Linked DNA regions of Homo sapiens: region 2 is linked to region 1. Evidence: read pairs that join two places in POLR2A ChIA-PET (ENCODE). Cell type or tissue: PC-9. All regions are shown on one strand. Each heading gives the region's core, and the rest is flanking DNA. Links, peaks and the distances in the headings are about the cores only.

Evidence for each region. Peaks named below come from ENCODE experiments on the same cell type or tissue, not always from the same donor. Only the 100,000 strongest peaks of a DNase experiment are listed, where the experiment ranks them.
Region 2: POLR2A ChIA-PET joins it to region 1 with 22 read pairs; 3 of 35 experiments call an interaction of 5 or more read pairs at or near these places.

Annotation. Positions count from the first base shown.
Region 1 is chr4:169,064,814-169,076,941 of GRCh38, forward strand. It overlaps LOC105377527 (a long non-coding RNA gene), which reads right to left and starts at 9,460. Exons shown (of 5, transcript XR_939429.3): 1 at 9,340-9,460; 2 at 7,215-7,387; 3 at 5,832-5,936. RefSeq lists enhancers at 5,037-5,991, 9,221-9,720. In PC-9, for the core only: no CTCF peak of the experiment used is centred there; DNase peaks (open chromatin) are centred at 5,458 and 6,168; H3K4me3 peaks cover 1,497 bases; H3K27ac peaks cover 3,296 bases.
Region 2 is chr4:169,357,385-169,369,512 of GRCh38, forward strand. No RefSeq gene overlaps it. Among named protein-coding and RNA genes, the nearest start is that of SH3RF1, 92 kb to the left of the region's middle. In PC-9, for the core only: no CTCF peak of the experiment used is centred there; a DNase peak (open chromatin) is centred at 6,077; H3K27ac peaks cover 1,164 bases.

The DNA of each region.
Region 1 (12,128 bases), core at 1,653-9,652:
GTGAAACGCCTATCTCTACTAAAAGTACAAAAAGTAGCCGGGTGTTGTGGCACACATATATTATCCCAGCTACTTGGGAGGCTAACGCAGGAGAATCACTGGAACCCAGGAGGCGGAGGGTGCAGTGAGCCGAGATCATACCACTGCACTCCAGCCTGGGCAATAGAGTGAGACTCGGTCTCAAAAAAAAAAAGAAAAAAAAAAGAAAGTTTTAAATGACATTACCAAACAAAACTTTCAAACTATGTATAAGTACATTGCAATCCACCATGCTAGAAGAAAAACTGAATGATTCTATTCTCTTTAGAGAAAATGAAATTATAAAATTGTTTTCTCTCAAAAGGTCACCTAAGAATACACAGCCAAAAAATACAAGGGGTAGGGGAGTACGATAGAAGTATAGCAAGTGGGCCAGGCGCAGTGGCTCATGCCTGTAATCCCAGCTACAGGAGGCTGAGGCTGGAGTATCTCTTGAACCTGGGAGGCAGAGGTTGCAGTGAGCCGAGATCGAGCCACTGCACTCCAGCCTGGGCAACAGAGTGAGACTCTGTCTCAAAAAAAAAAAAAAAAAAAAAAAGTATAGCAAGTGGTTAATAAAATATTATGTACTTTTTGGAGTTTTATGATTTTGTGTGATTTGTTAGCTTTTGATAATGTGATTTGCTGTACATTCTTTGCTCATTATGTGATAACTATTTATCTACATAACTTTGTATTCTTCTACTTAAAAAGGGCGCCCAGATTCTGTAAGCTTCAGGCCTCCCAAAACCTGGATCCACCTCTGCCCCCTGCAGCATGTGGTAAACTGTTGAAAACAGTATACACTAAATGTGTGTGAATCAAACGCTGCTCCCTCTGCCTCATTAAAAATCATTTCCACTGGGCCAGGCACAGTGGCTCACGGTAATCCCAGCACTTTGGGAGGCCGAGGCTTGCAGATCATCTGAGGTCAGGAGTTTGAGAGCAGCCTGGCCAAAATGGCAAAAACCCCGTCTCTACTAAAAATACAAAAATTAGCCAGGCGCGTGGTGGTGCACACCTGTAATCCTAGTTACTCGAGAGGCTGAGACAGGAGAATCACTTGAACCTGGGAGGCGGAGGTTGCAATGAACTGAGATCGTGCCACCGCACTCCAGCCTGGGCGACAAGAGCAAAACTTCATCTCAAAAAAAAAAAAAAAGTAGTTCTGCCAGATGAGGTGGCTCATGCCTGTAATCCCCGCACTTTAGGAGGCTGAGGTGGGTGGATCCCTTGAGCCCTGGGGCTCAAGACCAGGCTGGGCAACATGGCAAAACCCTGTCTCTACTGAAAATACAAAAAATTAGCTGGGCATGATGGCGCATGCCTGTAGTCCCAGCTACTCAAGATGCTGAGGTGGGAGGTTCGCCTGAGCCCAGGAGGTCAAGGCTGCAGTAAACTATGATCACACCACTGCACTTCTCCTGCCTAGGCAACAGAGCAAGACCCCGTCTCAAAAACAAAAACAAACAAACAAAACTATCAGTTCTTATAGGTGAAAACAGGAATCCAGATGATATGAGGCTCCACCAGATATTAGTGAGGACAGTGTGACCTACATGTGATTTTCTTTGTGGAAGGTTTAAAAACAGAAACATGAGCAACCTTGGTGCGAGACTTAGACCTATAACGAGGGCATCTGCTTTTCCTTACTCAAGCTACACCAGGATTGGGACAAACTAGAGTGATGTCATCTTGATTTTTTTTTTTTTGTCACCCAGGCTGGAGTGCAATGGCATGGTCTCGGCTCACTGCAACCTCTGCCTCCCGAGTTCAAGCGATTCTCCCACCTCAGCCTCCTGAGTAGCTGGGACTACAGGCATGTGCCATCACTCTGGCTAATTTTTGTATTTTTAGTAGAAATGGGGTTTTACTATGTTGGCCAGGCTAGTCTCGAACTCCTGACCTCATGATCTGCCTGCCTCAGCCTCCCAAAGTGCTGGGATTACAGATGTGAGCCATCACACCCGGCCTGTCATCTTGAATTTTATTCACATATTTTGATCTTCATTTATTTGGAGTGAAGGCATATAAGTTATCAAAAATTAAAAATAATATTTTGAAATTTTAAACTGAGGTTCTTTTTCTTCAAAGTTATTGACTCTGCCCCCATTGGCTCAATGGCATTCATTACTTCAGGAGAAAGTGAAAACAGCGAGAACAAAGCAGCCAGGAGGTGCTGAGCGGATGGATAATTCACAATATCTGAAGCCACAGTCGCTTGAAAGAGCTAGTCATGTGAGAGAGAGGCAGTTTTGTTCTGAATTTCAAAATGGCTTAGTTTTAACCCATTTATGGCTGAGGTGGCAATTTTTTTAATTTGAAAAATCAGACCTTGGAAATGCCTTGAGCAGTAGGATATAAATAACTCCCACATGCTTACCGTTCCAATAATGGAACACTAGGCATAAATAAGCAAGATGATAGTAAAAGCTTGGGGGACAGAGCATAGCATTTATAGGTGTTACGATAAAGCAACTTGTCCAATCTGTGGCCAGGATGGCTTTGAATGCAGCCCAACACAAATTCATAAACTTTCTTAAAACATTATGAGACTTTTTGAATTTTTTTTTTTTTTAGCTCATTAGCTATCATTAGTGTTAGCATATTTTATATGTGGCCCAAGACGATTCTTCTTCCAATGTGGCCCAGGAAAGCCAAAAGATTGGACACCCTGCTCTAAAGGATGCAGCTCATGGCACAAGGTCATTTCTCCACCATAAAAGAAAGCAATACAAATTGCTGCCCAGGCATGGTGGCACACATCTGTATTGCCAGCTACTTAGGAGGCTGAGGCAGGAGGATTGCTTGAGCCCAGGAGATCGAGGCCAGCCTGAGCATAGCAAGACCCTATTCCTTAAACAAAAAAAATTTTTTGGCCGGGCGCAGTGGCTCATGCCTGTAATCCCAGCACTTTGGGAGGCCAAGGTAGGCGGATCACGAGGTCAGGAGATTGAGACCATCCTGTCTAACACAGTGAAACCCCGTCTCTACGAAAAATACAAAAAAATTAGCCGGGGCCGGGCACGGTGGCTCACGCCTGTAATCCCAGCACTTTGGGAGGCCGAGGTGGGAGGATCATGAGGTCAGGAGATCGAAACCATCCTGGCTAACATGGTAAAACCCCGTCTCTACTAAAAATACAAAAAAAAATTAGCCGGGCGTGGTGGCGGGCGCCTGTAGTCCCAGCTACTCAGAAGGCTGAGGCAGGAGAATGGCGTGAACCTGGGAGATGGAGGTTGCAGTGAGCCGAGATTGCGTCACTGCACTCCAGCCTGTGCGACAGAATGAGACTCTGTCTCGAAAAAAAAATTTTTTTAATAAGCATTAAAAAAATAGCTTTCCTGGCACTGCAAAAGCTTACTGGGGGAGGGGGGGGAAATAAAGGCTTTCCTGACTCAGCACCCAGGGAACTGGGGAGCAGAAATGGGGGAGGAGAGAAGAGTTGTAAGAGATACAGACAGAGGTGTGCTTGTTCCCAAGGGGGCGGTGGCTCTGCCTCCTTAGCCGACATTTCACTGGCAGGGGACAGAGAGTACAGGGGTAAGGGCAGAAGGGACGTGGCCCTTGTTTGCTCTAAAACCCTTGCTTCCAGCACCACAAGAACATGAGAGGGGAGAGAAGCAGAGCGGAAAGGCAGGCAGGGCAGACCTGGACTGAAAATGGGCCTCCAAGAACCGCCCCACCTGAGTCTCCCCTACTTCCTTCCTGTGTGGGGAAATCAGGGGAAGAGCCCGTAGCGCCTGGTGAGGGTGAGGAAGGTGGCAGAGAATGAAGCCTTGGCCAGAGCAGCACTGCCACTGCAGTGACGGGGCCTGGCCGGCAGGGAACAGCCACCTCTCCTTTTGTTGCCTAAGAGCAGCTGACAAACTGGGTCAATGGTGAAGGCAACAGTGACCAAGACTGACACGCACCACCAAGGCAACAAGATGTCTCCAAGGCCAAGGGGGGCCGGAGAACAGGAAGCATGGGACAGACCTGGGGCTCATCCAGAGGAGGAGATGAGGGAGTGTGGCCCTGATGGAATTAAAATCCTGGATTGACTGAGGAATTACCCTAAAGAAGCTTTGAAACCAGAAGGGTGTCAGTTATCCTAAAGTGCCAAGATGAAGAGTTTTCCACTACTTCATAAGTAAATTGAGTACAGTTATAGAGAAATAATGTTTCATTTTTGCAGCTCTGAGATGTCACTGTAAACTTGAAACCCACTACACATTAGAAATACCTGCCCTCAGGCCGGGTGCGGTGGCTCATGCCTGTAATCCCAACACTTTGGGAGGCCAAAGTGGGCAGATCACGAGGTCAAGAGATCAAGACCATCCTGGCCAACATGGTGAAACCCCCGTCTCTATTAAAAATACAAAAATTAGCTGGGCGTGGTGGTGGGCGCCTATAGTCCCAGCTACTCAGGAGGCTAAGGCAGGAGAATCACTCGAACCCGGGAGGTGGAGGTTGCAGTGAGCTGAGATCATGCCACTGCACTCCGGCCTGGGTGACAAAGTGAGACTCTGTCTCGAAAAAAAAGAGAAATCCCTGCCTCCCTTTTATGTTCCCAAAATGTTCCCACCACAGAGGCAGCCTTGTACACTGACAATTTGCCTACATTTGGTGGGGTGTGATTGCAAGACCAGGACCAGACAGCAATCAGCACTACTTTGAGCTTCCAGAAATCTAATCTGGGGAAGTATTCAGGCAAGAGATACATTGATCTCTTATAGAGGACACAAAGACATGAACATTGATAGCCCTGTTGTCATCTTAAAAATCATAATTAGGCCAGGTGTGGTGGCTCACACCTTTAATCCCAACACTTTGGGAGGCTGAGGTGGGTGGATCACCTGAGGTCAGGAGTTTGAGACTAGCCTGGCCAACGTGATGAAACCCCTTCTCTACTAAAAATACAAAAATTAGGCAAGCGTGGTGGCGGGTGCCTGTAGTCCCAGCTACTCAGGAGGCTGAGGCAGGAGAATCACTTGAACCTGGGAGATGGAGGTTGCAGTGAGCTGAGATCATGCCATTGCACTCCAGCCTGGGAGACAGAGCAAGACTCCATCTCAAAAAGAAAATCATAATTACTTTCATGATGTGTACTCTAAGGCAATCTGATAAGTAGTAGGGTATCTGTTCTTTCCCTCATTTCTCTCCCACCCTTACTCTGACTGGTATCTTGGAAGCAGAAAATTCTAATGCAATATTTGCTATGAGTGTTGTCTTTAAATGTCATCCACAATGATTAGGAAGCCCTCACAGACACCAGCCCTGTTTAGCTGGGTGCAGCCGACCAGGTGTTCAACCAGTTTGACTACTCCGCCTCCCTTTGTTAGGCCTCTGAATTATTTATCTCCTGGTATGCGAGTGAGAGACTCAGACTGTGGCTCTCCACATGCCCTGGAGCTAAACGTCCTTGTTTGTTTTCTCCGGAGTAATTTCACTTATTCCCCTCTCCCCTCTCTACAAGGAAGCTGTGGTTCACAGGTATCCATGACTATAATGATTCATGAGGAATCGAAATAAAGGCATTACAAACCCTCTAGATAAAATGAGGACATTCTTTAAGTTCTATTATAAATTGAGTGTAGCCCAAGAATTCAACGGAGAATGAATAAGAGATTACCGGTTGTCTGGTTAGAGATTAGTGGTTGCCCCCAGGGAATAGCTTGTTGGCTTGTGTGGGCGGCCAGAAAACACGGCAGCCTCAGCTCTCTTTGGAGTCCTTCCTTCAGAGAGGAATTGACTTCCTAGCAATTCATTTCCCCGTGATTGTGGCCCATGCTCACAGAGGCCAAAACAAACAGGCCCAGGAAGATTCTTACCGTGGCCAGTGGAGAGCCCGGCCTGGCAGCACCCCTCAGGCTTCGCCGCTGCCTTGTGTGCATCCCAAGCAATCTTTGTCAGCATCCCCATGGCCACAAAACTTCCTTTTTAAAAAAAAAACGAAAAATGTAGTTTAAATGTTCACATGCACATCACAGCTAACTTCTATTACCTTTAAAAATGCTTTTAAATTTTTTAGACTTTATTTAGTGTAAAATTAAGTTTAGCCCAATGCTGCCTCCTTATAGTTTACATTCTGCCTAAAGCTGTGCTCATGCATAGTGCACTGTCACCTGACAGGGTGTGTAAACACACGGCTGCCTACTCTTGTGTCAATCACCCAGTTCCGGCCAAAGGCGGGCAGTTCTTCAAACCATGAACAAACAAGGCAATCATCCAGCAGTAACCAGCCTGGCTCTTTCTGTGCCTCGCTTCTGTTTCCTGTACATCCCTTTCCTTTTTCTGTCCGTAAATCTTCCTCCACCATGTGCCTAAGCTGGAGCTTCTCTGAACCCATTCTGGTCCAGGGGCTGCCCTATTCACAAATAATTTTTTGCTCAATTAAACTCTGTTAAGTTAAACGTCTCTGTGGTTTTTCTTTTAACATTAGAGACAGGGTCTCACTCTGTCACCCAGGCAGTGGTGCAATCATGGCTCACTGCAACCTCTATCTTCTAGGCTCAAAAGATCCTCCCACCTCACCTCCCGAGTAGCTGAGACCATAGGCATATGCCACCACACCTGGCTCATCTCTCCTTTGTAATGCCTTATGTTTTCATTAAAAAAAATATACTCTTAAGGCTGAAAGTTCGTTTAGACTAAACATAGCTTGAGGCCCCTTGACAGCACCCCTGGATGCTGGCCATCCAGTCTCGAATCTGAACGTCTTCAGTGACAGGGAGGTAACTTGCTCCCTCCCAACATAGACTCATCCACTTTTGGGTTGCTCCAGTGGAAACCCTTTCTTAGACTGAAGATTCCCTATAATTTACATCAATTGTACCTAATTTCATGCCTTGACACCCCGTGGGATAAATCGTACCCATCTTCCATGTGAAAGCTCTGTAGAAAATTGGTGACCACTATGTCATCACTCCCCCCATGGCCCTTCTTCATGGCCGAGCTCCTGCGGTGGTATCATTCTTCCTCTACGAAGGGGCTGAGAGTGTCTACCACCCCGCTGCTCCCCTCTGAACAGCCTCCAACTCGTCGAGCCCTTTGAAAACTGTGGTGCACATAGCTTGGCACAGGGCTCAGCTGTGGTCTCTCCAGTGCAGAATGAGGCAGAAGGCTTTGTTGGAAATACCATACATCTATTAATGCAGCCAAGGATTTAATGAGCTTTCTTGGCAACCACATGAAATTATGGCTTTTTTTCTTACCAGCAACTACATATTTGAGTGGTTGGATTTTGTAAACCAAGACCAGAGCCTTCCGTTTACCATTATGGACTTTATCTTGTAATATGGGCTGATTCATTCAGACTTTTAGAGATCTTCTGGGGTTTTGATTTTGCCCTTCAATGTATTAGTATTCCACTCATTCTCTGTGTCACCTGCAAATACAACAAGTTTATTTTTGGTCTTTGGCCAAGCCACTGATAAAACAAAAACAAAAACAAAAAAACACAACAACAACAAAAAACCCTCATGTGGCACGATAATGCAGAGTTCTGTGGTATTCCAATAAAACCAGTCCTCTGGATTAAAAAGAATCAATTAATTAGCAAGCTTTGGCTATGATCCTTCAACCCGTTAAAAACCAGCACAATTACCCTATCCCTCAACCCCTGTGAGGACAACATTAGCCATTCTTTACGGCAGCTCATCATCTGACCCCACTTTCTGCGTGGGAGAATTCCCTACTTTGCGAGTCTGTCAGAAGGCAGAGACCACCTCCTCCCATGAGAAGTGAAACAGGTCAGCATCTGGCTTTCCCAGCTCCCTCCATAGCTAAGGTGTGGGCATATGATCTGGGCTCCACCAAACAGAGGCATTGGGCTGAACTTTGACTCAGGAGCTGGAGAGGCAAAAACGTTGGGACTTTAAGGACTCTGTTTTGGCAGAGGATGGGGACAGCTTTATACCCTTTTCAGGACACCAGGGTTAGTGTTAGCCGTGTCAGCAGGGCAAACCTTGGTGTTCATGCCGATGTTGACAAGCTGTCATGCCCTCCAAAGACCAGGGCTGTGATTGTGGATGCGGCTCTGCATCCAAAAATCCATAAATCACATCAGATGTAGGATATCTGAGCCTGATTGTCTGGCCCTTCTGGACAGCTGGTAAACTTCCCTATATCCTTGAATAAAATCCCTTTTCTGTTTAAACTCACTAGAATTTGTTTCTGTTCTTTGTGACCTAAAAGCTGCGAGTGATACTCTGCCTCTGTACCTTATCCCCAGGGCACCCAAGCAACTATGTCAGTTTCCTTTCTGAAGTGTAGAGGGACCATATCCATCTTGTATCTCTAAGTTTGCCAGTGGAGTAATCCTATCAGAAAAGGAGATGGAATCAGGCTAACACAATTTGCTTTTAGTGACATGGGGCTGACTATAATCACTGCCTGCTGGTTTCTAAGAGCTCAGAAACCACCTTCTAGCATTCTCTTCAACACTCTCACCAAGAATCAATCTCAAGCTTACTGATCTATAGGTCATAGAACCCACCTTCTTTTTCTTTTTGAAAATTAGAATTACGTATTTCCCATCTCTGTGGCTCGGTTATTTTTCATAATTCCTAGAGATCATCCAAAAGATTTCCCAATCACCTCCACAAATTCTTTCCATTTTCTTTACTATGAAAATATTCTCATACCATCTCCTCATAGGTTTGATTTGTTCTTTTTGATTTGAAAAATGTTCTTTTTTGAGAAGACAGAAGCAGAGCAAGAGTTAAGGAATTCCATTTTCTGTGTTATGTTTGAATATTGCATTGTCCAGTTGACACTACAGACATTCCTCAGAACCTGTCCTAGACCTGCAGACAAAGGCGAGGCATAGCCCATCTCTCTGCAATTTCAAATATCTAAACCCAAACCCCATGCCCTCCAGTCTAAATACACTGTCTTAGTCCATTTGGGCTGCTGTAACAAAATACCTTAGACTGGGTAATTTATAAAAAGCAGAATGTGGCCGGGCGCGGTGGCTCACCCCTATAATCCCAGCACTTTGGGAGCCTGAGGTGGGCAGATCACTTGAGGTCAGCAGTTCAAGATCAGCCTGGCCAACATGGTGAAACCCCATCTCTACTAAAAATACAGAAATTAGCTGGGTGTGGTGGCAGGTGCCTGTAATCCCAGCTACTCTGGAGGCTGAAGCTGGAGAATAGTTTGAACCTGGGAGGTGGAGTTTGCAATCCCAGCTAATCTGGAGGCTGAAGCAGGAGAATAGTTTGAACCTGGGAGGCGGAGGTTGCAGTGAGTCGGAGACTGCACCACTGCACTCCAGCCTGGATGACAGAGCGAGACTCAATCTCAAAAAGAAAAAAAGTGCGGAATTTTATTGCTCACAGTTCTGAAGGCCGAGAAGTTCAACATCAAGGTGCCACCGGATTCGGTGCCTGGTGAGGGCCCTCTGCTTCATACAGGGCACCTTCTTGCTGCATTCTCACATGGTGGAAGGAGGAAAGGGGCAAGCAAACTCCCTCAGGCCTCTTTTATGGCGGGATTATTCCCATTCACGAGGGTTCTGCCCTCATGACCCAACAGCCCCACCTCTTAAAGGCAAAACATTGGAGATTCGATTTCAACAGATGAGGGAGTCTCTGAGCCTACTCTAGCTCAGAAGGTTACCTGCCAAAAAAAAAAAAAAAAAACAAGGAAAGAAAAAGAAAAAAAAAAGAAGATTTCAACATGTGAATTTTGGAGGGATGCAAACACTCACACCATAGCGCTGTCCTTGAATATAGTATGTGCCTTATGAATGCTAGTGGCATAAAGCTAACAAAAGGCTATAACTTATCCCAGGCATACCTGCTTGGCTTTTGAACCTCATTTCTGTCACTGTACACTTACAGCCTACCATAAAAAATATTAATGATCACATAAAAGGTGGTTTATATTATCCAGGTCTTATTTAGTATCATTAAACATCACTGTTAGTCTCATTTAATATAGCTAACTTATAATTGGCCAAAAAAAGCATTGCAGGCCAGATGTGGTGGCTCACACATGTTATGCTAGAACTTTGGGAGGTCAAAACAGGCGGATCGCTTGAGCCCCAGGATTTCAAGACCAGCCTGAGCCACATAGTGAGACCTTGTCTCCACAAAAAATTAAAATTAAATAAGGATTGCAGGCCGGGCGCAGTGGCTCACGCCTGTAATCCCAGCCCTTTGGGAGGCTGAGGTGGGCAAATCACCTGAGGTCAGGAGTTTGAGACCAGTCTGACCAACATGGAGAAACCCTGTCTCTACTAAAAATACAAAATTAGACGGGCATGGTGGCACATGCCTGTAATCCCAGTTACTCAGGAGGCTGAAGCAGGAGAATCACTTGAACCTGGAGGCGGAGTTTGCGGTGAGCCAAGATCGCGCCATTGCACTCCAGCCTGGGCAACAAGAGCGAAACTCCATCTCAAAAACAAACAAACAAACAAACAAAAAAGCATTGCAATATTATTCCAAATTGTTTTTTAAAAAGCACAAGTCTTAAAATCATAATTATTTTTTTTGAAACGGAATCTTGCTCTGTCCCCCAAAGTTCTGGGATAACTCCCAAAGTTCTGGGATAACAGGCTGGAGTGTAATGGCGCGATCTCAGCTCACTGCAACCTCTAGCTCCAGGGTTCAAGCGATTCTTCTGCCTCAGCCTCCTGAGTAGCTGGGATTACAGGCATGCACCACCACGCCCAGCTAATTTTTGTACTTTTAGTAGAAACAGGGCCTCACCATGTGGCCAGGCTGGTCTCGAACTCCTGAGCTCAAGTGATCTGCCAGCCTTGGCCTCCCAAAGTGCTAGAATTATAGGCATGAGCCACTGTGCCCGGCCTATTTTTTAGTTCTAAAGCATGCGTATGTTCAATACTCAGTTGCTTTAACTAAAGGTTTCATTTTTCTATTCACTCAAACAAGTCTCTCTGAGATGGCTACTTTGTAGAAGGCACATTCTCTAACTCTGCCTGCTTTTCAATTCAACCCAGCAGCATTCTTTCATGAGAACTAAGTTGTTAGACTGTTTGGTGTCCTGGAAGTGTTAAGTGACTCCAAGATGTGGAGAAGTTAAGACACCGTGAAGTGACCAGGGCTCCTTGGTGGAACTCAGTTGTTTCTTCTGCTTCAGAGGCTGGGTTCCATGAAGCGCTCCAGAAGAATTCTCCATACATCACGCCCAGAATGCCTCTTTTTCTTCTAAATTCCCAATGAAATGATCTCAAGAAACCTGGTTTAAAAAACCATATATACATATATATTTTGAGATGGGGTCTCACTCTGTTGCCCAGGCTGGAGTACAGTACTGCGATCACGGTTCACTGCAGCCTCAACCTCCAGGGCTCAAGTGATCCTCCTGCCTCAGCCTCCCAAGTAGCTAGGACTATAAGTGTGTGCCACCACGCCAGGCTAAATTTTGTATTTTTTGCAGAGACAGGTTTTCACCATGTTGCCCAACCTGGTCTTGAATGCCTGGGCTCAAGCAATCTGCCCACCTTGGCATCCCAAAGTGCTGAGATTACAGGCGTGAGCCACCACACCTGGCCTAAAAAACATACATTTTGATATAAATATTCCAAAGTGTGTGTGTGTCTGTGTGTACTTTAAAACCTATTTAATTCCTAGTAGGTAAGGGATAATGTCATTCACTTGACTGAAACTTAGATTGAGGCCAAGATCAGAGAGAAAGAAGGACCAGCCAGGTCATGATCCATTGCACTGGAGGGAAGAATCCTGCCTTTGAGAAAGGAGGCACCCTCAGAAGGAGCCTACTGATCTCTCTGGTTGGGGTGAGGTGGGGTAAAGCTGAGAGGAGGCCATGGGCCATTGGAACCATCCCAGCTTGCCCCACTGATGCCTCTTAGCTTCCCGGATGCCGGATCCCATGCCAGGGAGACTTCGCTGACGTGCTCGGGCTTACCCTGAGCATAGACGGGCTGCTGAACGAGTCGCATCTCTCTCAACCCAGGCTTCCAGGAGGGCAGCTGCATAGGTAGAGAAAGGCCAGCACCCTGGATAATTTCAGATGGGCTTGAGGCATGTGTGTGACGGGTGCCTTTTAAAGTAGCACCCTACCAGAAATGGACTTTGTGTCATCTCCTTCTTGGTAAGAGTGGAAGAGGGGACCCTCCCTTGCAGGAGTAGGTCAAG
Region 2 (12,128 bases), core at 1,496-9,495, 290 kb after region 1:
CAAAGCAAGACTCTGTCTCTACAAAAATTTAAAAGTTAGCTGAACATGGTCATGTACACCTGTAGACCCAGCTACCTGAGAGGCTGAGGTGGGAGGACTGCTTGAGTCTAGGAGTTTGAGACTGCAGTGAGTCATGATTTTGCCACTGGACTCCAGCCTGTGTGACAGAGTAAAATCCTGTCTCAAAAAAAAAGAATTATTAATGAGTATGTAGAACATTGATTCCACTTCTTCAGAATGCACATTCTTTTAGGAAAAAGTATATCTCAACAAATTTTAACTAACTGGTATCATATAAAAAAAAAATCAGCAAACTATGCTGTGTAGGCCAAACCCAGCTTGCCATCTGTTTTTATAGATAAAGTTTTATTGGAACAAGTCATGCCCGTGTGTTTATGCATTATCTGTGACTGGTTTTGCACTGCAGTGGCAGAGCTAAATAACAGCAACAGAGAAAATTATATGCTATTGGGATCTTTATTGAAAAATTTTGCCAACCCCTCGATATAGACTGTATTATTTGACCATAGCATAACAAAATAAAATAGTCCAAAAAAAGTTTGGAAACTTAAAAACACAATTGTATATAATACATAGGTCAAAGAAGAAATCAAAAGGGAAGTTGGAAAACAATAAAAGTTGAACAATAACAAAAATAATACAAAACTTGAAGAAAGCAACTACAGGAGTACTTGGAAATGCATATCCTTGTAGGATTTAATAGAAAACAGGGAGACTTAAGATTAATGAACTAAGCATCCAAATTCAAAAGTCAGGAAACTACAGGTTTAACCAAGCAGTGGTAACAGGGATTGGATATACCCTCTTGCATAAAACAACTAATAATTGGATAAAACATATGAAACAATGATTTTCAGACACTGGACATGAGGTAATAGAGGATGATGATCACCAAAAGATAGGAACAAAGTGAGACCTACAATTTGCCTCAGCTTAATGGCCAGAGAAATGTTTCATGCTGAATCACAGACAAAGGCAAACCTGGTGGGGCCCCGCAGCCTTGTTGACTTGAAATGAATCTGAGAGTCTAAAGAGACCAAAGAGGCCGGATCTCACAGGACGAAGTATCCGAGAGGAAAGAGCCTCACAGACAGACAGCTCCAGCTTCAACTGGACTAATGCATGTATAATCGAAGTCCCAGAAAGAGGGGAGAGGGATTGGAAAAGAAAAATATTTTAAGAAATAATAGCCACTTCATGGCTGGGAGCCGTGGCTCACGCCTGTAATCCCAGCACTTTGGGAGGCCGAGGCGGGTGGATCACGAGGTCAAGAGATCGAAACCATCCTGGCAACGTGGTGAAACCCCCTCTCTACTGAAAATACAAAAACTAGCCAGGTGTGGTGGCACGTCTGTAATCCCAGCTACTTGGGAGGCTGAGGCAGGAGAATCTCTTGAACCAGGGAGGCGGAGGCTGCAGTGAGCCAGCATCACACCACTGCACTCCAGCCTGGGTGACAGAGTGAGACTCTGTCTCGAAACATAGGAATAAAAATAAAAAAGAAATAATAGCCAATTAATAGAAACAGAAAGTAGAATGGTTCCTGCTAGGGGTTGGGAGTGGGTGGGAAGTTGTTTAAGGGATTTGGAGTTTCAGTTGAGAAGATGAAAAAAGTTCTGGAGATGGATGGCGGTGATGGTACACAATAATATGAGCACACCTAATGCCACTGAACTGAACACTTAAAAATGATGAAGATGGTAAATTTTATGTTAGTATTTTTTGTCACAATAAACAAATAATGGCCACAAAGTTTCCAAATATGATGAAAACTATGAGCCCACAGATCCAAACACCAAGTACGAGAAACATGCATAAAATGACACTAAGACAAATAATAAAAATCACTGATAAAGACAAATTCTTAAAGGCAGCCAGAGAAAAAAGATGCCCAATTTATAGGCAGTCTGATGGCAAACTTCTTGTCTGAAACAATGGCAACAAGAAGACAGCTAAGTAACATTTTTTAAGGCCTAGAAAAAACCTCTAGTAACAAGAATTCTATAAACATAACAAACATCTTTAAAAAAAAAAAGGCAAAATAAACATATTTTAGACATACGAAAGCCATAAGAATTCATCACTAGAAGACCTTCCCAAAAGAAACCCATTTTACATATTAATATATAAATAGACTAAAGTAAAAGGATTAAAAATTAATACCAGCTAACATTTGCCAAATGAAAGCTGGAGTGGCTATACTAATATTAGACAAGGTAGATATCAGAGCAAACAATATTAGGATAAAGAGGGTCATTTTGTAATGAAAAAGGGGCCAATTTATCAAGAAGACATGACAATCCTTAAATGTTTTTGTATCTAATGATAAAATTTCAAAATATATGAAACATAACCAGATATGACTGCAAGGAGAAGTAGATTAATACACGATTACAGTGTCTTAGTTCTCTTTTGCTGCATAACAAATTACTACAAATTTAACACTGTAAAACAAAATCCATTTATTATCTCATAGTTCTGTAGGTTAGAAGTCTGGCATTGCATGACTGGGTTCTCGACCTAGGCTCTCTTGAGGCTGAAAGCAAAAAGAAAACCAATCAAAACGCTACACTTTAACTTTGTTCCCCTGATTTTTAACTTTTTGTCATTTCTCTGTATGTATCATTGACTGTCCATGTCTTGAAAGGTTGTTGTAGTTATTATTTTTGATTTGCTCATTGTTTAGTCTTTCTACTTGAGTAGTTTACACACCACAATTACAGGGTTATGACATTCTGTGCTTTTCTGTGTACTTACTATTCCTAGTGAGTTTTGTATCTTCCGATGATTTCTTATTGCTCATTAATGTCCTTTTCTTTCAGGTTGAAGAATGCCAATTAGTATTTCTTGTAGGACAGGTCTGGTGTTGATGAAATCTCGCAGCTTTTGTTTGTCTGGGAAAATGCTTATTTCTCCTTCATACTTGAAGGATGTTTTTGCCAGACATACTCTTCCAGGGTAAAAGTCTTTTCCCTTCAGTACTTTAAATATATGATGCCACTCTCTCCTGGCCTGTAAGGTTTCCACTGAAGAGTCTGCTGCCAGATGTATTGAAGCCCCATTGTATGTTATTTGTTTCTTTTCTCTTGCTGCTTTTAGGATCTTTTCTTTATACTTGATCTTTGGGAGTTTGATAATTACATGCCTTGAGGTAGTCCTCTTTGGGTTAAACCTGCTTGTGTTCTATAACCTTCTTGTACTTGAATATTGATACTTTGTCTAGGTTTGGGAAGTACTCTGGTGTTATCTTTTTGAATAAACTTTCTACCCTTATCTTTTTTTCTACCTCTTCTTTAAGGCCAATAACTCTTAGATTTGCCCTTTTGCGGCTATTGTCTAGATCTTGTAGGCATGCTTCATTCTTTTTCATTCTTATTTCTTTTGTCTCTTCTGGTTGTATTTTTAAACAGCCTGTCTTCAAGCTCACTGCTTGTTTCTTCTGCTTGATCAATTCTGCTTTTGAGAGACTGGTGCATTCTTCAGTATGTCAATTGCATTTCTCAACTCCAGAATTTCTGCTTGATTCTTTTTAATTATATCAATCTCTTTGTTAAATTTCTTTGATAGAATTCTGAATATCTTCTCTGTGTTATCTTGAATTTTTTTTGAGTTTTCTCAACACAGCTATTTTCAATTCTCTGTTTGAAAGATCACATATCTCTGTCTCTCCAGGATTGGCCCCTGGTGCTTTGTTTAGTTTATTTGGTGAGATCATGTTTTCCTGGACGGTCTTGATGCTTGCGGATGTTTGTTGGTGTCTGGGCATTGAAGAGTTAGGTATTTATTGTAGTTTTCACAATCTGGGCTTGTTTGTGCCCGTTCTTCTTAGGAAGGCTTTCCATATATTCCAAAGGACTTGGGCTCCAAGCCCAATAATGCTGTGGTTCTTGCAGATTCATAGTGGTACCGCTTGGTGGTCTTGAATAAGATCCAGAAGAACTCTCTGGATTCCTTAATGTTCTCTTCCCTTACTTTCTTCCAAACAAATGGAGTGTCTTGAGTAATACCCCATATGCACAGGTAACCAAATAAAGAATGGACAAATGGAATCACAGCAAGTTAAAAAGCTTCTGCACAGCAAAGGAAACAATTAACAAAGTGAAGAGAAAACCCACAGAATGGGAGAAAACATCTGCAAACTTTCCATCTAACAAGTGATTAATAACCAGAATATATAAGGAAGACAAACAACTCTATAGGAAAATAATCCAATTAAAATGGGCACAAGCTCTAAATAGACATTTCTGAAAAGAAGACATACGAATGGCAAACAGGTATATGAAAAGGTGCTCAACATCATTGATTACCAGAAAAACAAAAATCAAAATTATAATGAGATATCATTTTACCCCAGTTAAAATGGTTTTTATCCAATAGACAGGCAATACCAAATGCTGGCAAGGATATGGAAAAAAGGGAACCCTTATACGCTGTTGGTGGGAAAGTAAATTAATACAATCACTATGGAAAACAGTTTGGAGTTTCCTCAGAAAACTAAAAATAGAGCTACCATATGATCCAGCAATCTCTCTGCTTGGCATATACCCAAAGGAAAGGAAATCAGTCTGTCAAAAGGATATCTGCATGCCCATGTTTGTTGGAACACTGTTCAGAAGAGCCAAGATTTGTCAGCAATCTAGTGTCCATCAACAGATGAATGAATCAAGAAAATGTGGCACATAGACACGATGGAGTACTATTCCAACATAAAAAAGAACGAGATCCTGTCAGTTGCAACAACATGGATAAAACTGGGGATCATCATAAGCCAGGCACAGACAGACAAACTTCGTATGTTCTCACTTATTTGTGGGAGCTAAAATTAAACAATTTCAATTAATTAGTTATTTTAACTAAAACAACTGAATTCATGGAGATAGAGAGTAGAAGGGTGGCTAACAGAGGCTGGGAAGGGGAGTGGGGGTGGGGGTGGTTGAGGGGGAAACGTGGATGGTTAACAGGTAGAAAAATATAGTTAGAGTGAATAAAATGTAGCATTTGATAGCACAGCAGGGTGACTACAGTGATTCTTTATAACACAAAGAAAGAATGAATGCTTGAGGTGATGGATACCTATTTATTCTGATGTGATTATTACACACTGCCTGCTTGTATCAAAATATCTCTTGGACCCTGTAAAAATATGCACATACTATGTACCCGCAAAAGTTAAAAATTTAAAAAATCAAAAGGAAAAAATGGAAGGATAAAAAGTTAAAGATATGCCAGTTAAGTCACTAGTTAAATGTATATCAGTCTGTTTGTATTACTGTAAAGGGATACCTGAGGTTGGGAAATTAATAAAGAAAACAGGTTTGTTTGGCTCATAGTGTCGCAGGTGGTACAAGAATCATGGCACCAGCATCCGTATCTGATGAGGGCTTCAGGAAGCTCCCACTTATGGCGAAAGGCAAAGGGGGAAGCTGCATGTGCAGAAATCACATGGCCAGAGAGGAAGCAAGCCGGGAAGGGAGATGCAGTCTCTTTTAAACAACCAGCTCTCATGGGAACTAACTCACTCACTACCACAAGAGTGGCACCAAGTCATTCGTGAGGGACCTGCCCCCACGACCCCAACACTTCCCACCAAATCCCACCTCCAGCATTAGGGATAAAATTTCAACATCAGGGCCGGGTGCAGTGGCTCACACCTGTAATCCCAGCACTTTGGGAGGCTGAGGCAGGCGGATCATGAGGTCAAGAGATTGAAACCACCCTGGCCAACATGGTGAAACCCCATCTCTACTAAAAATACAAAAATTAGCTGGGTGTGGTGGCGTGTGCCTGTAGTCCTAGCTACTTGGGAGGCTGAGGTGGGACAATCGCTTGAACCCAGGAGGTGGACTTTGCAGTGAGCCAAGATTACGCCACTGCACTCCAGCCTGGTGACAGAGCAAGACTCCGTCTCAAAAAAAAAAAAAAAAAAATTTCAACATCAGATTCAGAGGTGTCAAATATCCAAACTATAGCAATGTAATTTTGAAATCTAGCTGAGCAAATTTTAGCTGAAGTTCCTTGATTGGGCTTCATGGACTGGGAATAATCATCCACATCCCTGCCATACAGGCTCTCAGCTCCTGCTGACGCACTCTGGGTTTCACCCTATGAGTCATTATTTTACAGCTGAGCAGTTTTATCAGACTGCTTTCTGTCTGTAGAATTTGTGATATCTGATATTCTTCTTTCATTTTGTACACACTCTGTCCCCTTTGGTCCAAGCTGTAAGTGTTTCTGCTGGTATGAAATTCTCAAGAACCATATGGGTCTTGAGTTGATTTATTCCATTCAAAGAACTAAACCCACAGATCTTTTGGATATAATCTTTTTTTTTTTTGAGACAGTGTCTCGCTGTGTCACCAAGGCTAGTGTGCAGTGGTATGGCCATAGCTCACTGCAACCTTGATCTGCAGGCTCAAGCAAGCCTCCTGCCTCAGTTTCCCAGGCAGCTGAGACCACAGACATGTACCACCATGCCCAGCTTTTTATTTTATTTTGATTTTTATTTTTTATTTTTTTTTGTAGAAATGAAGTCTCCCTATATTGGCCAGACTGGTCTTGAACTACTGGGCTCAAGTGATCCTTCCATCTGGGCATCCCAAATTGGTGGGATTACAGGCTTGAGCCACTGCGCCCAGCTAATCCTTTTTCTATATTTTGTTTCTACTATGACGGCTGAGGGACAATGCTCTTAGGCTTTCTAGAAGACTTCCAGTTTGATTGAGAACTATGAGGCACACTGTTAATCTCTTGTGAATAAATACTTTGCCATTTTGATCAGTCCAAGGTTCCAGCAAAGAGTTGTAAAGTCACATTTTTGGCATTTATTTTTCTATGCCATGCTTTCAAGAGACATTTCTAAATTTTAGTGTCTTTTGCAATCTGGATAGGCCCCAGAATTTTCTAAATCTAGTCCTATTTTCTTTTTATGTAACAATTCTTCCCTAGCCAGGTGCAGTGGCTCATGCCTGTAATCCCAGCACTTTGATCCACTGAGATGGGTGGATCACCTGGTGCCAGGAGTGCGAGACCAGCTTGGCCACCATGGCAACATCCTGTTTCTACTAAAAATATGTTTTAAAAAAATTAGCTGGGCATCGTAGCACATGCCTGTAGTCCCAGCGACTTTGGGAGGCTAAGGCAGGAGAACTGCTTGAATCCTGTAGGTGGAGGTTGCAGTGAGCTGAGATCACACCACTGCACTCCAGCCTGGGTGACAGAGCAAGACTCTGTCACAAAAAAAAAAAAAAAAAAAAGTTCTTCTCCAATCCTGTTTTTTTTCTCTCACATTTTACTATAAGCAGCAAGAAGAAATCAGAAAACACCTTCACTGCTTGGCTTGGAAATTACCTCAGGTAAATATTTAAATTTATTACTTATGAGTTCTGTACTCCAACATCACTGTAGGACATAATTTTGCTAAAAATTCTGCTAACATATAACAAGAATCTTCCTTCCTCCTGTTTCAATAATATGCTCCTCACTTTTTTTCTAAATCCTCACCAGAAGCATTCTTAATGTCCAGATTTCTATTAATAGTTTGCTCATGATGATGGAGGCTTTCTCTAAGGCAGTTTAGGATTTCTCTATAATCTTCCTCATATTGTTCTGAGTTCCCAACAGCAATATTTTTAACATGAATATTTCTATTAACAGTCTTCTTCTATTCAAGGCAGTCTAGGCTTTTACTACCATGCTCCTCAGAATTTTTACAGCCTCCACCCACTGTCTGATTTCAAAACCAATTCCACATTTTTAGACATTTGTTGTGTCAGCACGTAATTCCAGGTACCAAAATCTATACTCATCTTTTTAACTGCTATGTAACAAAATAACCAGAAAATTAGTGGCTTAAAACAACACTCATTTATCATTTCACAGTTATGTAGGTCAAAAGTCCAAAATCACCAATAGGTCTGTGTTTCTTCTGGAGGCTCTAGAGGCCATTTGTTTCCTTTTCCAGCTTCCAGAGGCTGCCGGTATTTATTAGCTCTTGGCCCTGAATCTATTAAAATATAATATGACTTTCTTGTTGTTTTCTACCAAGATGGTTTATTATTCTTTTTATATATGGCTGGATTTGATTTGCTAAAATATGGTTAAAAATTATTGCAATGATGTCTGTAGTTTTCTCTTGTTCTTTTTTTTAGACGGAGTCTTGCTCTGTCTCCCAGGCTGGAGTGCAGTGGTATAATCTTGGCTCACTGCAATCTCTGCCTCACGGGTTCAAGTGACTCTCCTGCCTCAGTCTTCCAAGTAGCTAAGACTACAGGCGTGTGCCACCACACTAAGCTAATTTTTGTATTTTTAGCAGAGGTGGGGTTTCACCATATTGGCCAGGCTGGTCTTGAACTCCTGACCTTGTGATCCATCTGCCTCGACCTCCCAAAGTGCTGGGATTACAGGCGTGAGCCACTGTGCCTGGCCAGTTTTCTTTCTTTTTAATTTTTTTTTCTTTTTTTTTTGGTATCAGGGTACTACTGTTCTCATAAAAGTAGTTGGTAAGTGTGTCCTCTTCTTTAACATGTTCTGCAGAGATTAAAGAAGATCCTAACCTCTTATCTTTCAGTGACCTTGAGGGTCTGTCAAGTAGGAAATAAAGGTGACGGCAGGGTTGTCCACTGCCTGGCTGAGTGGTGAAGTCATACCCCAATATGCATCTAGAGCCCTAGGCAAAGACTGGGAGACTGATTAGCTCTAGGTGTTTAAGAAAATCTGTTCGTTATTAGCTGACCACTAGGCTAACCATGCAAAAAAACCAGTGGCCATACATGAAAATGAATATACCCTTTACAGAGTTAGTTCAGAAAAGTCACTGAACAAACAGCAACAACACCAAACCACGGGGAGAGAGAAGAATCTGAGTTCCAGAGATACCACATTATATTATTTTAAATGTCCTGTTTTTGACAAAAAATTATGAGACAACAAAAAAAGAAAGTATGGTCCCTATGATGGGAAAAAAGAAATCAACCAATGAAAACCCAAGGAAGCCAAGACATTGGACTTACTAGACAAAGACTTTATATCAGTGAACTGAAGGCAGCCATGTGTAAAAAGCTAAAGGAAAATAGGAAAATTCTGGTTATTTAAATAGAGACTGTAAATAAACTGATAGAAATTATTTTAAAAAGAACTAAATAGAAACTCTTCCATTGAAAAGTAAAATAACTAAAATGATAAACTCACTAGAGAGTCTCACCAGATTTGAGCAGGAAGAATAAAGAAATAGAACATTTGGAAATTGGTAAATTGTTTATTCAGTATTTTTAACTGAAAAAAAAATGAAGGAAAAAGTGAACAGAGCCTCAGAGACCCATGGGACAACATACACATAACAAGAGTCTCAGAAGGAAAAGAGAAAGAAAAGGAGGCAAAAGAGTTTTAAAAACATAATGGCCAAAAACTTCTCATTTGATGAAAATTATTAATCTATCCATCCAAGAATCCTAATGAACTCCAAGTAGGATAAAATCAAGTCAGTCCACACTGACACACATCGTAAGTAAATTTTTGAGAACTAAAGACAAAGAAATAATCTTTAAAGCAGCAGGGGAGAAGTGATTCATCACATATAAATAATCTCAATAAGATTAACAGTTGATTCTTACAAAAGAAATTATGGAGGCCAGAATGCAGTGGTATGACATTAAAATACTGAAAGAAAAATACTGCTAACCAAGAATTCTGTATCTGGCAAAACCATCCTTCAGGCCAGGTGCAGTGGCTCGCGCCTGTAATTTCAGCACTTTGAGAGGCCGAGGTGGGCAGATGACTTGAGACCAGGAGTTCGAGACCAGCCTGGCCAACATGGTGAAACCACATCTTTACTAAAAATACAAAATTTAGCCAGGCTTGGTGGTGTATGCCTGTAATCCCCACTTCTCAGGTGGCTGAGGCATGAGAATCACTCCAGAGGAAATTACATAGGTAAATATAAAAGACAGTATAAATGTATTTGTTGGTTGTAACTTTTATATAACTACCTTACTAAAATGATAACTGTATAAAATAACAATTCTAAATATGTGTTGATGGGCATACCACATATAAATACGTAATTGTATGATAATAACACACAAAGGAAGGGGGGAGAAATAAAGCTATTTTGGAACAGTCTTTGTATACTTTTGCAATTATGTTGCTACTCATCCAAACTAGATTTTTATAAATTAAAATGTTAATTGCAATCCCTAGGACTACAACTAGGAATATAAGTCAAAAATATATAATAAAAAGAAATGACAAGGGAATTAAAGCAGTGTATTAGAAAATCTCTCTTTAGGCCAGGCACAGTGGCTCACACCTGTAATGCCAGCACTTTGGGAGGTGGGTGGATCACGAGGTCAAGAGATTGAAACCACCCTGGCCAACATGGTGAAATCCCATCTCTTCTAAAAATACCAAAATTAGCTGAGCGTGGTGGTGAGCACCTGTAGTCCCAGCTACTGGGGAGGTTGAGGCAGGAGAATCACTTGAACATGGGAGGCAGAGGTTGCAGTGAGCAAAGACTGTGCCACTGCACTCCACCCTGGCAATAGAGCAAGACTGTCCCAAAAAAAAAAAAAAAAAACAAACCAGAAAATCTCTATTTAACATAAAAGAAGGAAGTAATGGACAAATAGGGGAACAAAAAGACATATGACATGTCAAAAGCAAATAGCATTAGAAATTTTATTCATGCAGAAACCTACATATGAACATTTGTAGAAATTTTATTCATAATTGCTTAAACTTAGAAAAAACTAGAAGGTCTTTCAGCAAGTGAATGGATAAACAAATCATGGTACATTCATACAACAGAATATTATTCAGTGCTAAAAAGAAATGAGCTATTGAGCTATTATCACATACTTTACCTTTATCCCCATTCTTTGAGAACTACATTCTTACATATATTAGACCACCTAAAGCTGTCCCACAGCTCACTGATGCTCTGTTCTTTTCTCATTTTAAAAAAATCTCTGTGTTTTAGCTGGGTGTGGTGGCTCATGCCTGTAATCCCAGCAGTTTAGGAGGACAAAGCAGAAAGATCGCTTGAGTCCAGGAGTTCAAGACCAGCTTCGGCAATATAGTGAGACCCTATCTTTACAGAAAATAAAAAATTAACTGGGCATGGTGGCACACACCTGTAGTCTCAGCTACTTGGGAGGCTAAGGCAGGAGGATTGCTTGAGTCTAGTGTGTCGAGGCTGCAGTGAGCTGTGATTGTGCCACTGCACTCCAGCCTGGGTAACAGAGTGAGACCCTGTCCCCTGATTCCCCAAAAAAAAGAAAAGAAAAAGAAAAAAAAAACAACTCTGTGTTTCATTTAGATTATTTTTACTACTGTGCCCTCAAGTTCACTGAACTTTTGCAATAGCTGATTTTCTACTAATTCTATCCACTATATTTTCCATATCAGATACTATATTTTTTATTCCTAACAGTTTAAGATCTTTTTAATATTTTCCATAAAATTTCTTAACATACTTACATTATCTTCTTTCCTTGAATTTGTGGAGTATATTTATAATAATTGCTGTAATGTCTGTGTCTCCTAGTGATATTATTTGCATCACTTCCGAGCCATTTTCCATTGATTGATTTTTCTCCCTATTATGGTTTGTATTTTTCTGCTTCTTTGCATACTTTGTACTTTTCAATTAGACATTGTAATTTGTTTACCTTGTTGGTTGCTAATGTTTTTTGTATTCCTTAACTATCCGTGAGCTTTGTATGGGATGTAGTAAAATTGTTTATAAATATTTTGATCCTTTTGAGGCTTACTTTCAAGTTGGTCCTGTTATGAAGGATCAAAACAGCCTTTAGGCAGAATTTTTCACTGCTACTGAGGCAATACACTTCTGAGCGCTCTACCCAATGCCTTGTGCATTATTAGGTTTTTTCACTCTAGCTGGTGGGAACATTAACTCTTCCTGGCTTTCTTTGTTCCAGAGGTAGTTCTGCCCACTCCTTTCCAGTAGTTCTTTCCCCATAGTTTCGTTACACACACACACTAACCAAGACTAACATGAACAGTTGAGGAAAACCTGCGGATATCAGGTGCTCTCTGTGCAGCTCGCTCTTTTATCTGCAGTACTTTCTCCTACGTACTATTTTATTCTATGT